2 separate regions of the Homo sapiens genome follow, and region 1 is linked to region 2. The links are chromatin contacts, found by Hi-C in ENCODE. All regions are on one chromosome and are shown on one strand. The core of a region is the stretch at or near the end of the contact, and the rest is flanking DNA. Distances in the headings are between cores, read along the strand shown.

Evidence for each region. A loop is a pair of places that touch in the nucleus more often than their neighbours do. Pooled maps may share reads with other maps.
Region 1: a loop to region 2 is called in a map with no recorded cell type, with 6 times the contacts of the local background. The contact joins the promoter of BCAT1 here to the enhancer-like site in region 2. A Hi-C loop is called at or near these places in 4 of 37 single-sample maps with no recorded cell type and 4 of 50 pooled maps.

Annotation. Positions count from the first base shown.
Region 1 is chr12:24,944,517-24,951,060 of GRCh38, forward strand. It overlaps BCAT1 (branched chain amino acid transaminase 1), which reads right to left and starts at 4,585. Exons shown (of 11, transcript NM_005504.7): 1 at 4,411-4,585. The coding sequence starts at 4,416. BCAT1-DT (BCAT1 divergent transcript) reads left to right here and starts at 4,647. Exons shown (of 3, transcript NR_199054.1): 1 at 4,647-4,814. RefSeq lists enhancers at 4,479-4,828, 4,949-5,038.
Region 2 is chr12:24,360,318-24,367,663 of GRCh38, forward strand. It overlaps a transcript of SOX5 not described here. Among named protein-coding and RNA genes, the nearest start is that of SOX5-AS1, 140 kb to the left of the region's middle. Within about 2 kb of position 1,279, at least 2 of the 41 ENCODE cell types and tissues checked have a DNase peak (open chromatin) inside an H3K27ac peak, as active enhancers do.

The DNA of each region.
Region 1 (6,544 bases), core at 3,335-5,834, 590 kb after region 2:
CTTCCGTCTCAACTTCTATGGAGTCAAATAGAATTTGATCTGTAATCCTATGTCCCAGGCTTCCTAAGTCTTCCTAAAGCAGATATCCATTTATAGTCAAAACAGCAAAAACAGTTCTCACACTGAGGGATAAACCGTAAATGCAATTGATGAAACATTCAAATCTACACACCGAAATAAAGAACTGACAAATGAATTTGTTCTTTTTAGATTAAAGACTATTCTTAATGGAACTAGCTGAGTTTTGCAAGTATTTCACAACTTTCAATAAGAAAGAGCCATATGTTTTTCAGTATGACTTCAGTTTATTACTTGTAATTTCCTCTATTTTTTTCTTTATTGGTCTTCCCTGTTTCCATTCTTCCATTTTCCTGTATTTTTGGGACATAACTGTCTCTTTCTTTTAGAGTTTGTTTTTCCCATTAATTACTGAACACAAGAAAAATGTTTTGCAAAATAGTCTTTCCCACCAAAAAGGTATAACAGTAGAAAAACGTTTATGTGACATGCTATGCTGTATTCATAAGGTAATCTAATTTCCAAGCTATTTTAAGGATATGAGTACTCAATTTTTAGGGGAAAGATAATTTAGCTTTGTGGACTTTAGAGCACAAATTATAAGCATAGTTGAAACTGATACCTGAACCTGGTGTTCCAGAAAAGACAGATTCTCCTTTGCGTTCACCATTGACATTGTGAGTCACTGACAAGGTCTTATGATGAAACTGTTTACCAATATTTGCAAAGTCATGTTTATGAATAAAAGCACCTAAATGCTTAATTTTGAAACATTTAAAAAATGTGAGTTGCACCTCACATTTATTTCTTGGCTGAACTGCATACAATCCCATTGCAGTGGCCTTAGTTGAATGGACAGAGGCTCAGGAAAGGCCAACAGTAGGAACATTTACCATATGTTAGGTGAAATGTATAGACCAGTTGGACAGCTGTTAAGGGGATAATGTTACAATACAAAAGCTGCCTATATTTTTGACAGTAAAATGAGCAGATCAGCCATAGTTTCCTCCTGTGCTCAAAAAGAATGATAGCACATGCCTGTAATCCCAGCACTTTGGGAGGCCGAGATGGGCAGATCGCTTGAGGCCAGGAGTTCCAGACCAGCCTGGCCAACATGGCAAAACTCCGTCTTTACAAAAAAATACGAAAATTAGCTGGGCATGGTGGTAATCCCAGCTTCTCAGGAGGCTGAGGCACAAGAATTGCTTGAACCTAGGAGGCAGAGGTTGCAGTGAGTAGAGATCACTCTGCGGCACTCCAGCCTGAACAACACAGTGAGATTCTGTCAAAAAAAAGAAAAGAAAAAAGAATGATAGCATCATATAGAAAGTAGAGGATAGCTGGCACAATTATGTCTATCATGGAAGGTCCCAGATTCTCACTCTCCAGTATAGCAACCAAACCTTCCTGAGCATAAGGCTGATCATGCCACTGGGTTTCCCTGGGGTGGGCATCTGTTATTTAAAGAAACTGTGGTTACCAACACTAAAGGGAAATAAAGAAAGTTCTTTATTTTCCAACTTCCTATACCAGTTGAGAAGAGGCCATTTAAAGAAGCTGGCAACCTGAAACCCCAAAAGATGTAACTAATACAAAGGCTCAACATAGCTGCCATTTAGAAACAATCTTTCATTTATGCACAGGAATAATTTACTCATAAGCCCAGCCCTCTCAGTTAGGTTAATAACACCACTATCAGTTTTCCAGCTGTTTACTTCCCTAGCTTTATTTCTAGACATGAGAAATAAGGAACAAAATATATAATTAGGAAAACAATTGGAATGTCAGCCTACGGACAAAACTGAGACAAAATTTATATAAGTAGAGAGTATATTGAGGTCAAATTTGAGGACTGCAACCAACGAAACACCAAATCAAGTTGCCCTGAATATATACAGCAGTTACAAGTGGGTTTTTAAAAGAAAAAAGAGGCAGTTTCTAAGTTGAGAAGAATTTATATTAAAATAACATAAACTATATAAACTATTGATAGGCTAAACATTGTTTTTTTGTATCACAAATTCCAGGAACATAATGAGTGAGGCAGTTAGTCAGGAACAAAATGTCTTTAAATAATTACTCCTGCGCATGCGTACGGGGGGACGTGACTGAAGTCTCACACTCCTATCTCTCTGGGCCTGATAAATTGTGTAGCCTTCACAAAGCTCAGATCGCTCTGCGCTATTTTTCTTTTTTCAGGGAGTTGCACAGCTACTGACAGAAAGCACATCTTGGTTTTAGTCCATAGTACAAAACTCAATTGTGATCGAATGTTTTCAACTTCCTTTCATAATAAGGTTTTAAACTCATTTCAAATAATTAGATCTGGTTCTAATGAGCTGAAAAGCAAGAGAAATTCTTGCGTAAAAAAGGAAAAATATTTTTCCCCTTTTCTCTCTGTAGTTCTGAAATCCAGTGAAATTACTCATTACTGAAACTTATCAGATGAAAATATTGGCCAGCATTAAATTCTTTTCCTCCCCAACCCCCACCTCTTTTTTTCCTTTTTCTAACCACCACCCTTTTGTTAGGCCAGCTTAACTAGCTTTACATCTCTGAGCCTAGCCTGAGGGGCCACATCCTGTGTCTGGAATGTAAAACCTCTCTCCCCACTAGGCCTCCCGTCTTCCCTCCACACACACACACACACACACACACACACACACACACACACACACGGACTTCCCTTGCCTCCAATCCCATTTACATGTGTATCATTTTTAAATCCCCATCTAAATTTATTAAGTCATAATACTCACTTACCATTTTTGTACACATGCTACTCAGTGTATATCCTATGTTTCTTATCCAAGTTGCCCATTCTGCATGTGTCTGTCTTAAAATACAAGCTCATGCATGACTTAAGCCCGGAGAATTTGCTGAGGACAAAGGCAATCAAGATGCCATGTGCAAATAACATTTTTTTAAAAAATCAAGCTTGTGATAGCAATACATATTTAAGAGATAAGTGGAAAGATGTTTGAAATATTGTGATAAAACTAACTTAATGGAACCTTCCATACTTCTTCGATCATACCTAGAATACAATCATTTCTTTCTTAATCTTAGGAAATATCAGGAAACAGAAAAGAGACTACTTGTAGATATCTTACCTAGTTCCCCATGTTATAAAAGTATCTTGTGGAAGGGACAGGGGTTTTTGGACCTACAAAAACGCGTAATTAACCACAACTGCACATGGACAGGAAAAAGCTGGAAAAGCAAGACTGTTCATTCTTAGTTTTCTCCTTTTACTTACTAAAGCTATAATCAACTAAAGTGTGTTTTTCATCTGAAATGAAACAAGCATGAGGAAGCCAGAAATAGAACCTCTAACTATAGAAGAAAAGTTGTGTGATCTCTGTTGAATACAAAAACGCATAGTTTCCACTCGGTTACTGTTTAATTGTAGTGAAAGTTTTTGTTTGGCAACAAAGGCGCTATTTACATATTATTTCTTCTAAGTGAAACTATGGTCTGGGATGGGTTGTAGATAAGAGCAGTTGAGAACCACGCTTCATCTCCCTCCTTAGAAACTCTGAAACGAGGCTTTATTCCTACCAGAAGTTCAGATTGCATTATGGTCATCTCAATTCCAAAATGTTAGATGGCAAGAATATCTGCCCATCCTTCACTTTCCTTGGAAAAAGTTGCTCTTCGGGTTTTATATGCGATTGCAGTTTTCCAGTGTGTGAAACTAGGAAAACAAAACACTCAACGGTGTACATCCCTACACCTAAATAGTCAGAAATAATAGGCAGCTAGGCTAATTATCCTTGATTAGCAAGATCAGAGCCATTAGGGTGCTCACTGGTTTAACAAATGAATGCCCTTAGGCGTCTATCATTTGTAACTCCTAGAAGCTTTAATTTCCACAAGAAACAAAATAAGAGGGGCCTTCTGCTTTTAACAGTGAAAAGATCGTTCTCCCTCCCCTCTCCACCCGGGTCAACTCTTCCAGCCGCTCCCTCCTGCATCACGAACACACGCTGCAGGAAAGCGCATTTACAGCCCGGGACATCCCCAGACCTCCTCTCCAAAATTCCCCACCTCCTGTGCATAGGAGAAACTGAGAGAAGCCCTCACTTCCTTTCCAAACTTCACAAGCAGGGGAGGGAGCTGTAGCAGACTTTCACCTCCGTTCCCAAAAGCGAATGTGAAAAAGTCCGAGAAGGCACGTCCTGCGAGTGGAGGTTAAACCGAAATCTGAACAGAATGCACGGTCCCCGCAAACTACGATTGATAAAGAAGATACTGAGACGTTTGCGGGGGATATAAGCCATGGTTGTCTCGCCTTCCTCCCCTCCCTGCCAACTATGTTTCTTGGAGAAATCGCCGGTTCGATTCACGCACACATTTTTGTAAAACACGGACAAAACCATAAGTAGTTACCTTCATTGTTCCGTCGGCCACGAGGGAAGCTCGAGCTGAGCGGAGGGCAGATCCCAAGGGTCGTAGCCCCTGGCCGTGTGGACCGGGTCTGCGGCTGCAGAGCGCGGTCCCGGCTGCAGCAAGACCTGGGGCAGTGCCCGAGGCGGCGGCGAGTACACGTGGCGGGCTGGATTGCAGACCGGCCCTCTCGCGGCGGAGACTCGCGACCTAGCGGATTGCATCAGCAGGAAGACACTAAGGCTGCTCCCCCAGGCCGCCCCCAGATGGTGGAGTCTCTCCCAGCCCGAAGATTCGGAGCCAGCGCCCAGACCCGAGCCTCACTCACTGCTCACTCCCGGGGTGCAGGGCAGAGGTGCCAGTGTTGCAAGCAAATGACACGGTTACCCCCGAATCAGCCACTGTGGGTGCGTATCCGAGTGTGGGGATGCCCGTGTAACATTTATATGGAGACGTCAAGGAGGAGGAAATAAACAGATCAGAGGTCAAATGTGATTGCCATTCCGTCATCACTGGCTCCTGCCCACCTCCCTACTGTCCCCAAAGTAACTTTGCTGCATGCTGAGAGGACCACGGCACAATCCTGCCCAAAAGTATACATGTATCCCCCGCGGCTACTTTAAATGTACTTTTGCAGTAGTCAAGAACATGTGCCTGGTTTGCCGATCTCTTTCCCAGAGTTCCTTAGTCACCCTCAAATATAACCATTTTTGCCAATTTATTATGTACATGGGGGAAAATTTTTAATCCTTTAATTTGAGCATATAAAATTCTTTATAATGTGAAATTGCCCAGTAGCCTAGTTGGTCCCCTGTAAGTTCCCTCCCCACATCTATACAAAGCTCCAGGATTGCTACTTTTCCATGTCCAGCGCCTAGGTCAGCCTCCATGACTGCTTAAGTGTGCTGCTGGTTGACCTCCGCTGCCTCTCTGTCAAGCTGGCAAACTCCTATTTTTGTAAATTTCAACCCAAGTCTTTGCTGTGGAAGTTGCTTCCAATGCCCTCAAACAGAACTGGGCCCTTGGTCTATGTGCTGCACTTTGTCCACATCCTTTCTCAAAATCAATTATTTTATTTTATCATTTTTTAATGGAGATGGGGTCTCACTAAATTGGCCAAGCTGGTCTTGAACTCCTGGCCTCAGCAATCCCCTCGCCTCCGCCTCCCAAATTGCTGGGATTACAGATGTGAGACTGTGCCCAGCTTCTTAATTTTACTTTAATTATTTGTTTGCACAGTTGTCACTTCAGTGGATTATGAGATTCGTAAGGGCAGATCCTTTGTCATATTTATCTCCCATACCAAGTGGCCTGCCGTGGAAGAGAGGGAGTGTTGAAAACAAATGTGTCAGTGCTTAATGACTGTTGGTCAGGTGAATGAATGGTTAAATTATGTGTTCAATAAATGTACTGAGTGATTTCTACATGCTAGGCTGGTATATAACAGTGGTTTGTAATCTGAAATGTCTCAAAATGGAGCCATTTATGACAAGGGTTTCAGCCTCCAGTGAAATTGCTGACCCCTCAAATTGATAAGCATATGTATGGTGGACTGAGGTGATAAGATAACACCTGCTGTGGCCTGGCACCATTGGCAAGAGAGTAAAGAGAGAGGCAGCTGAGATAATGGCTATGGGCACTTGCGGATGCTGTGAAAACCAAAAAGTAATGAAAACCTGAAAGTAACTGACCACAGCCAAAATGCTTGCAGAAGTTCTGCCCTGAGAAATCTGTATCTGTAAGCATTTAATCAGCCATTGAGTCCTTGTGAAACCTCCTGGCCCCCGTCAGTGAAAGCACAGCTAGATAGATTTGAACCTGACACTGACATGAGACAGGCAATGTGCAAAATGCTAGGGACTGAGTGGGAAACAACAAAAATGTTCTTACCCTCATTAAGCTCATATACTAGTGTGAGAAACAGAAAGTAAGCTTTAAATCAGGTAGCAAAATGTTTATCAACTGAGGAATGGCTAAATAAAACATGGTATCATCCATACAATGGAATATTATTATATTCTGCAATAAAAAGAAATGAAGTACTGATTACATGCAGTCACATGGATGAACCTTGAAAACTATGCAAAGTGAAAGAAGCGTCTCACAAATGACTACATATTATATGATTCCACTTATC
Region 2 (7,346 bases), core at 29-2,528:
GCAGTGAGATGCACTTTTGCCCAGTTTGGGTGAAATTTCGTGTTTTCATCATTCTTATTTGATGAATAGTCCTTATGTTTTATTATTCTCATGGAAATTCTTTATGTCAACTAGGAAAATCAGCTCAAATTATCATAAAAAGTCCAAAAAGTAGAGGGATCATGGCACTAGGTAACTGAACAGGAGTAAGGCCTTGTTAGCAAGGCAAATAGATAGGAAAAGGAGAGCTAGAACTAAAAAAGCTAATCTTATTATTAGTTTAAGCAAATATTCTGACCTATGCAGCCTCGAGGTTTTTTGTCTGAGTACTTCATTTTACATATTGAAAGTGTGGAAATTAGTAACTACTGTAGTTCTGAGATCTTAGTGGTTCATAGCGCAAGAGGCTTTTAAAGTGAGCTGTTCTAAAAACTGGATATATGTATCCCTGGGTCGCAAGATCCAGACTGAGTGATACACATGGAATTCACAGGAAAACTTGTTAAATCACTAATAATGGCATCCATTTTCGCCTGAAACCCCTAACTACTGATTATTGTTTATACATTTATCAAAACCAAAATGATAAAGTGCTCTTCAAAAGAATAAATTGCTATATCTAGTACTAAATACATATTCATAGAGGGCACTCCGTCCTTCTTGATGGTAGCTACCCAGGATGACAAAATTGAAAGACGCTGATGACACACTAAACATCTATGGTTCATTAACTCGCTTGTTTACTGTGGTTACAGTGAAAGCAAGGTCTTAGGTCAGCTCCTCGTATCGACCAGCACATTCCTTTCTCTTCTGTGGCCATAGAATATTCCATGCAGTTTTGACTGGCTCTCTCAAAAAAAAGTTTGCCATTGGTCACACCATGGCCTGAGAGAGGAAATTACATGACCATTACAACAACAAAAACAATGCAGATCCCATTTCTTGCTCAGTGATGGCCCCAGTGCATTCTTCTCATACATGAAACACTGCATGTTGCTTATAAATCAACCTAGAAAAATGTATGCTCGAGCCCTGAGATTACTCTGCCTGGGTGTGAATCCCGCCCCACCTCTTACTAGCTATTGAACCATGGCAAGTTATTCAATTTCTCTGTCTCCATTTCCTCAGCTGAAAAAGTGGGTATAATAATACTACCTGTTTCATGGGGTACTGTAGGAGGCTTAAATTATATAATACAAGCAAAGCCCAAGAACAATTCCTGGCACAAAGAAAGTCCTCAGTAAATGACAGGTACTCTAAGTATTCTGCACTGAAACAAACAGTGAACCAACAGTGATGAGGCTTTTTCAGGTTTTGTGTGTGTGTGTGTGTGTGTGCGCATGTGTGTGTGCGCATGCACGTGCGCACACGCACATGTGCATAAATATACAGGTCTTGCATTTAAATTTAAACCCCTATAAGAAAAAGTGGAATTTTAAACGATGGTTAAAATTGACAGGACAAACTGAGCCCTGTAAAGACCTCCATCAGCACTAGAATCTCCCCATAGTCTAGCCTGTCTGGTACAGCAGTCTCTCTGGGATTTCAGTTCAGGCTTACCTGAGTGTACAGCAGCAACAAGGTAGAATAGGCTTTCTTCTTCTACTCCAAGAGTCCAGAGCTACGCTGATGACACAGGGATGGGCAGAGACTGGAGTGATCTCCCTTCCAGAAGATGAACAGTGCCACTGAGAACCTAAATAACTGTTTTATAAGAGATCATTGGCTTTACTGCTTCTGTGTGACCTTTCTGTCCTATTTCCTCTAGAGGGTTTGATGGTGGGTGGGTAAGTCAACTATGCAGCTAAGTCAGCTAGGCAAATAAGTGTTTTGACTACAGTGCCTACAAATATAGAGATATGTGCATATGTATATTCTTTCCCATGCATGCACCAGGATAGCTCCAGAGTATGACAATTAAAAGTACGTTACAGAAGTCATAAGGGGCACATTTGGATATTTCCTTCAATATCACAGCCAAAAAAATAATGTTTGTTATTACAAGTCACACATACAGAGTGCTGAATTCAGTCCCATCATCTTTTCACTTGGGGATTTCCTGCTAAGATTTAGTCCTTTTGTGCAAGACAGTAACCTCTAGGTTTTAAAATTACTGGTCTTGTATTTTCAGTCACCGTAACAGCCTATTTGGACTGACTTCACGGGTAACCAGATCAATTGTGTAGACATTAATACTTAAGAGGGCGTGGGGAGAGGGAATCAACTGGAACACTCAGCCTATAAAATGGACGATAAAATCACTATCAGAATAGACACTATAAACAAAATAGAATTCTTCACAGCCCAGTTCTCCCTTACACAAATTAGTGCATAGTACAACTCAAATCAGCCCTGATGACAGGACTCTGTGATCAGGTAAGGAGTCGACACCAGGAAACTAATATTAACCTGGCTGGTCAGTTATAGGCGTGCTACCCTTTCCCCTCTAACTCAATACTTTAGATGAGTTTGATATTTAATAATTAGCTAGATATTTTATTCAGGGATTTTTCTCTCAAATTCTATAGGATCTCAGAAAGAAAATCACAGTGGGCTAAGAAACCACAGTGAAAAAAAAAAAAAAAAAAGGAGGGCTATTAGCATAACAGCATTATACATATAATAAAGTGTCTTGATCCACCAGTAGAATTAAGTGATTTGCAAGACCCAATTCCTCAAATTCATCATTCACAGATACGTAAAAACATGTAATCAAATATTATTCCTATTACACACTATATAAAAATATATGAAATATTTATTGATATTAAAACATTTATAATTATAGAGCTACTAACTTTATCCTTACTGTTATTTAAATAATGAAAATTCACCTGTGAAATAACATCTACTAAATTTTGATAAGTTGGTTTTACTCATGCTTTTTTCCTGTTTGCGCTGCTTTTTCCCCTTTTCTCTCTCACCAGACTCTTGGTTTTACTGAGCAAAAAAAAATTAGTAATAATTTAGATTCATTTTTTGGCTACATATATTTAATAGTTTCGCCTTCCCCTCTGTCTCTTCTTTCTGCCATCACTTCTGGAACACAGCCAGAAGCCATGCTGGAGCGGTGCCAGCATGCCCTGTTCTTTTGCAATTTGATTGCCTCTGTATACATCTCAGTTAGGCTTACCTAAGTCACCATTTACAATATTGAGTAGAAAGAGCAGGTTGAAATAGTCAGCATTTATAAGCCCACTGGTTACATGATACAAAATATATAGCCAAGTGTAGAATTTATAGCAATAACATTTATGTATCATGTTACTCCTAGGACAATCTAATTTATAAAGTGCCTATTGTGTATACATAAGGAATAATCATAAATCATTTACATTAAACAGTGTCAACTGTTTAACCCAACTTTCCCCCTAAATTCTACAGACTGAGATTAATGAGGATTTTTAAAGGAAGCACATGAAAAAAAAAAAAAGTCTGATTCATCTTAGGTGAACAACATACCCATATATAGGAGCAGGTGTCTGTAGTATGATTTAGAATACCTATGGAACATCTCTGGAAAATATTAACTTCCTCTGAAGTAGAGAAATGTCCATGAAGGTGAGGTGGGAATGTGGCAAGAGCCCAAATCTGTCACCAACCTCAAGCTTTCTTTTATTTCCTTCCCAGGAAAGAATGGATTTAAAACAAACAAACAGAAAACCTTCAGGCCCTATTGGATCAGTTGTCTGACATGTTTTCGTCGGCAGGCATTTTTAGAAAACCTGAGAAAGATTATTTAGATTAGATGCTTTGTCTCTTTGACTCCCAGTTAGAGAAAAATCCCAATCAGTGACCGAAGCTTTCAAGAGTCCTAAAGTGAAACTCAAAACATGTATGTGAATTTTCTCCCTCTGTTCACTCCTTAGCTCATGTCCTATTCAGAGGGGCAATTGTCTTTACTAATCTATGCTTTGGGGTTCTCAATGAAACTCATTCTGCTCCTTAAAAGCCCTTAAAATTAATAATAGGAAATGTTTTTACAATTCACATCTGTAAATGCATTTCGTCTTATCTGAAACTCACACCTACACAGCCAAATTGGACATCACATAAGAAAAATATGGTTTGGATTTTTCTTACAGTATTTTGATGCTCTATCTTCTGTCCTTAGAAAGGACTACAAGAATGACATAATCTTCTTGCCTTAACCTACACCCTTAAAAATATCCATTGATTTGTGTCAGCCAAAACTGAACAACTTAACATTTTTTCATATATATATATATATATATATATATATATATACACGAATAAATTTGTTCTTTATTCTTTACATAAGTGAGAAATTCACTTTTCCTCCAAACTCTATTGATGACTGATACTACTATGGAGAGAATCAATTCCCTAGCTAGGTTAAAATTAAAACTGGAACTGAAAATCAAAGGAAGGAATGCATAGCAAGAAAATCTGTAAATCACTTTTCTGAGAATGAACTACCTGCTGTTTTCTACTCACAGAAAATTGACACTATGTAAACATATGTTGTAACCTAGAAAGGAGAACAAAACAAAATCTATACAAACACAGAATGATCAGAAATCCATGAACGTCTCAGTCGAAGCAAGAACTGGTGGCAAACAGAGGTTTGGGGAAAGAGTTTATTTTCTAAATAACATGTTAATCTTCATAATCAGATACACAATGGCCTTTGTATAACTATTTTGAAAGCTGATCATCCCCCAAAATAGCTGTATTTCAGTGGCATTAATTGGTAGGGGAAAAATGATATATTTCTCCACAACTTGGGTATATTAAACTTGAGGAGCAGTAATGACTCATTTTTCTGGTTCAAAAGTTTATTCATTCATGACGAACAGTGCTAAATTCACAGGGTTTTCATTTGTGCAAAGAGACAAAAGGTGACACACTGTAACGTCTTTATTTAACATATTTATTCTTCAAAAATATCTGGTAAACAAGGAATTCTTTCCCATTTTTGAGTGATATTTTGAGTTGCTCAAGAGGAAAAACTGTTATGCTCAAGTGAAGCAACTTAAAACTCCAGGCTGACTCCTTCTTTCAAGAAAGTAAGGAATCTATGTAACAATAAAGCATAATCATGACTTCCATCTTCCATCTCAGTGAGAGCTACTCTTGTCTTCACCTTGTTAAAAGGTTAATTTCTTCCCAATTGCATAGAAAAATAAATGATCACCATGTAGGCATTTAGAAAGTACCCATGTTTTCCTATGATTGACCTATACCTTCTATCAATTCTGTCTAAATTACTCAATTAAAAATAATTATTAAGAAAATAAGTGACTTCATCAACATGTTCCAAAATAAAATATGGATAAGAAGAAAAAAAATCAGCTAATCTGCACAAAATTTGATATAATTATTGAAAATGATTTTCTTTACAAATTAATAAATAGACTTGATTAATACTTTTTTAACTGAAGTTGAAGAGATCTGGGATACATATAGACACAGGCTTCTATAGCAATAAAAGCTATTGAATCAACATTAGGAAACTTCTTTTCCTAATATGTCTTTTTATGTTGCCAGTGTAAAGTGCTTACCTTAAATAAAAGATTTTGCCTAGTTTTTTTAATACAAATACTAGCAAAGAAGCACCCCCAAGGCTGAACCACTCATTTCCACTTTAGTTAACAAAATGATGTAACTTGCTTTTATTCTTAATTTGGTATTATCATTTAAACTACTTGTTACATATTATCCTCATTTTGCCTCTTTATTCAGGAAATAGTCCCAGTAACAACTCATTATCCTGGATGGCTATGGGTATCAATGCTGTTTTTGTTTGTTCTAGAAGGCATCAATTCAATGTCACTATTCGAATTTCTTATCCTAGAACCCACAGATTGCTAGGAAATCCGAAGGCTTCTAGAATGACATGCAAATTTTCATGTATATGTCCCCATTGTGATTTTTCTGGCAACAATCCATTCTTTCTTTGCTACCTAGCATTAATGCAGCCTCTTTCAGTTAATAGTACCCTATTTCCTTCTGGGATACAAACCCAATGCCTAGTCCATGAAAATTACAAAGGTGATTCTGCTCTCTGCTCCAAGAGAGGGGCACAGGATTATTCAGTGATCTAATCAGAATGAATTAGGACAAAGACACTTTTGATAGGGCTTCTGGAAAAGGCATCTTCTCTTTTTCAGCTTGAAGCCTGAGAGGATGTTACAGTTGAAGCAATGCCCCGCCACCATCTTGCTACCAAATGAAGTCAGAGACTGAAGCTGTATTAGTGGAAACTGAGAGATGGAGAGAAATTGAATTCTGTTTACATTATTTTAATTCAGAAGTTAGATCTGTGCCTGGATTTTTCATATGTTAGTAAAGCACATGCACACACATTCATACCATCCTATTCCATAATATTTGCATAGCTGACTCCTTCTTCAGTGTAACTATTACTGGCTTTCTTTGACCTTTCCTATCTAGTGTAAATTCCCCCCTGTACTCTGTACTCTTGACTGCAGTCCCTCCTACCTGTCTTTAATCTTATTACATATTATCAAAATCACATGCCGTATGATGTTCATTAATTTGGTACAGAGGAATTTTGTCAGTTTTCCAGTCCTTTTCAATTAAATTTACACAATGCAGGATTATTTTCTAGTGGAGAAAAAGACAGAGAGAAAGCAAATGGGTAGAGGAAGGAGAAAAGAAAAAAAAAGGAAGAAAAATAGGCTTTAAAAACTGACAGTTCAAATAGCCATGTAGTTAAGTTTCATTTAATGGTGAAACAAATTGAGATTTTGCTTAGACACATATAAGAAAATCCATTTTGCTTAAGTATCTTTAGCAGATATTAGTAGGAAATAATTTTTATGCATTCTGATCTCAATTACAACCAGACTTAGCTGACATAATTATGGGGCCCCTAAAAGTAACTGCTGAGGTTTGAAGCACTTGCCACTTCCTATGAGCTGGCTCTATAAATGCCAAGAGTGAGTATTTTAAATTAAATGAATAGATTAATAAACATCTTTGGAATATCCATCATTAAGGCTGATTTATGTTCTGTTGCCAGCAGTAATTCAAAGAAATGCCACGCTATTCAAAAAATATTGCATGTTGTCCTACCACTTTGCCAATGTTATGACACCACATAATTATGACAATATCTATATTCTTTTGCAATACTAACTATACACAAAAGCCAATAGATATTAAACCACTTTAAGTTTACATGGGCATCAGCATGGGAACAACTCATATTTATAACTCTGATGAATGGCCTTTCATTTGTAAATTTATAGTGTATCCATAATTTCTTAGGAAACCAAGAGGTTCATTCAAAAAATTGCCACAACATTTATCTATGCAAAGATGATGGATATGGTTTATGTAATTAAATGTTTTTAAAAATTAAAATCATATTGCCAAGA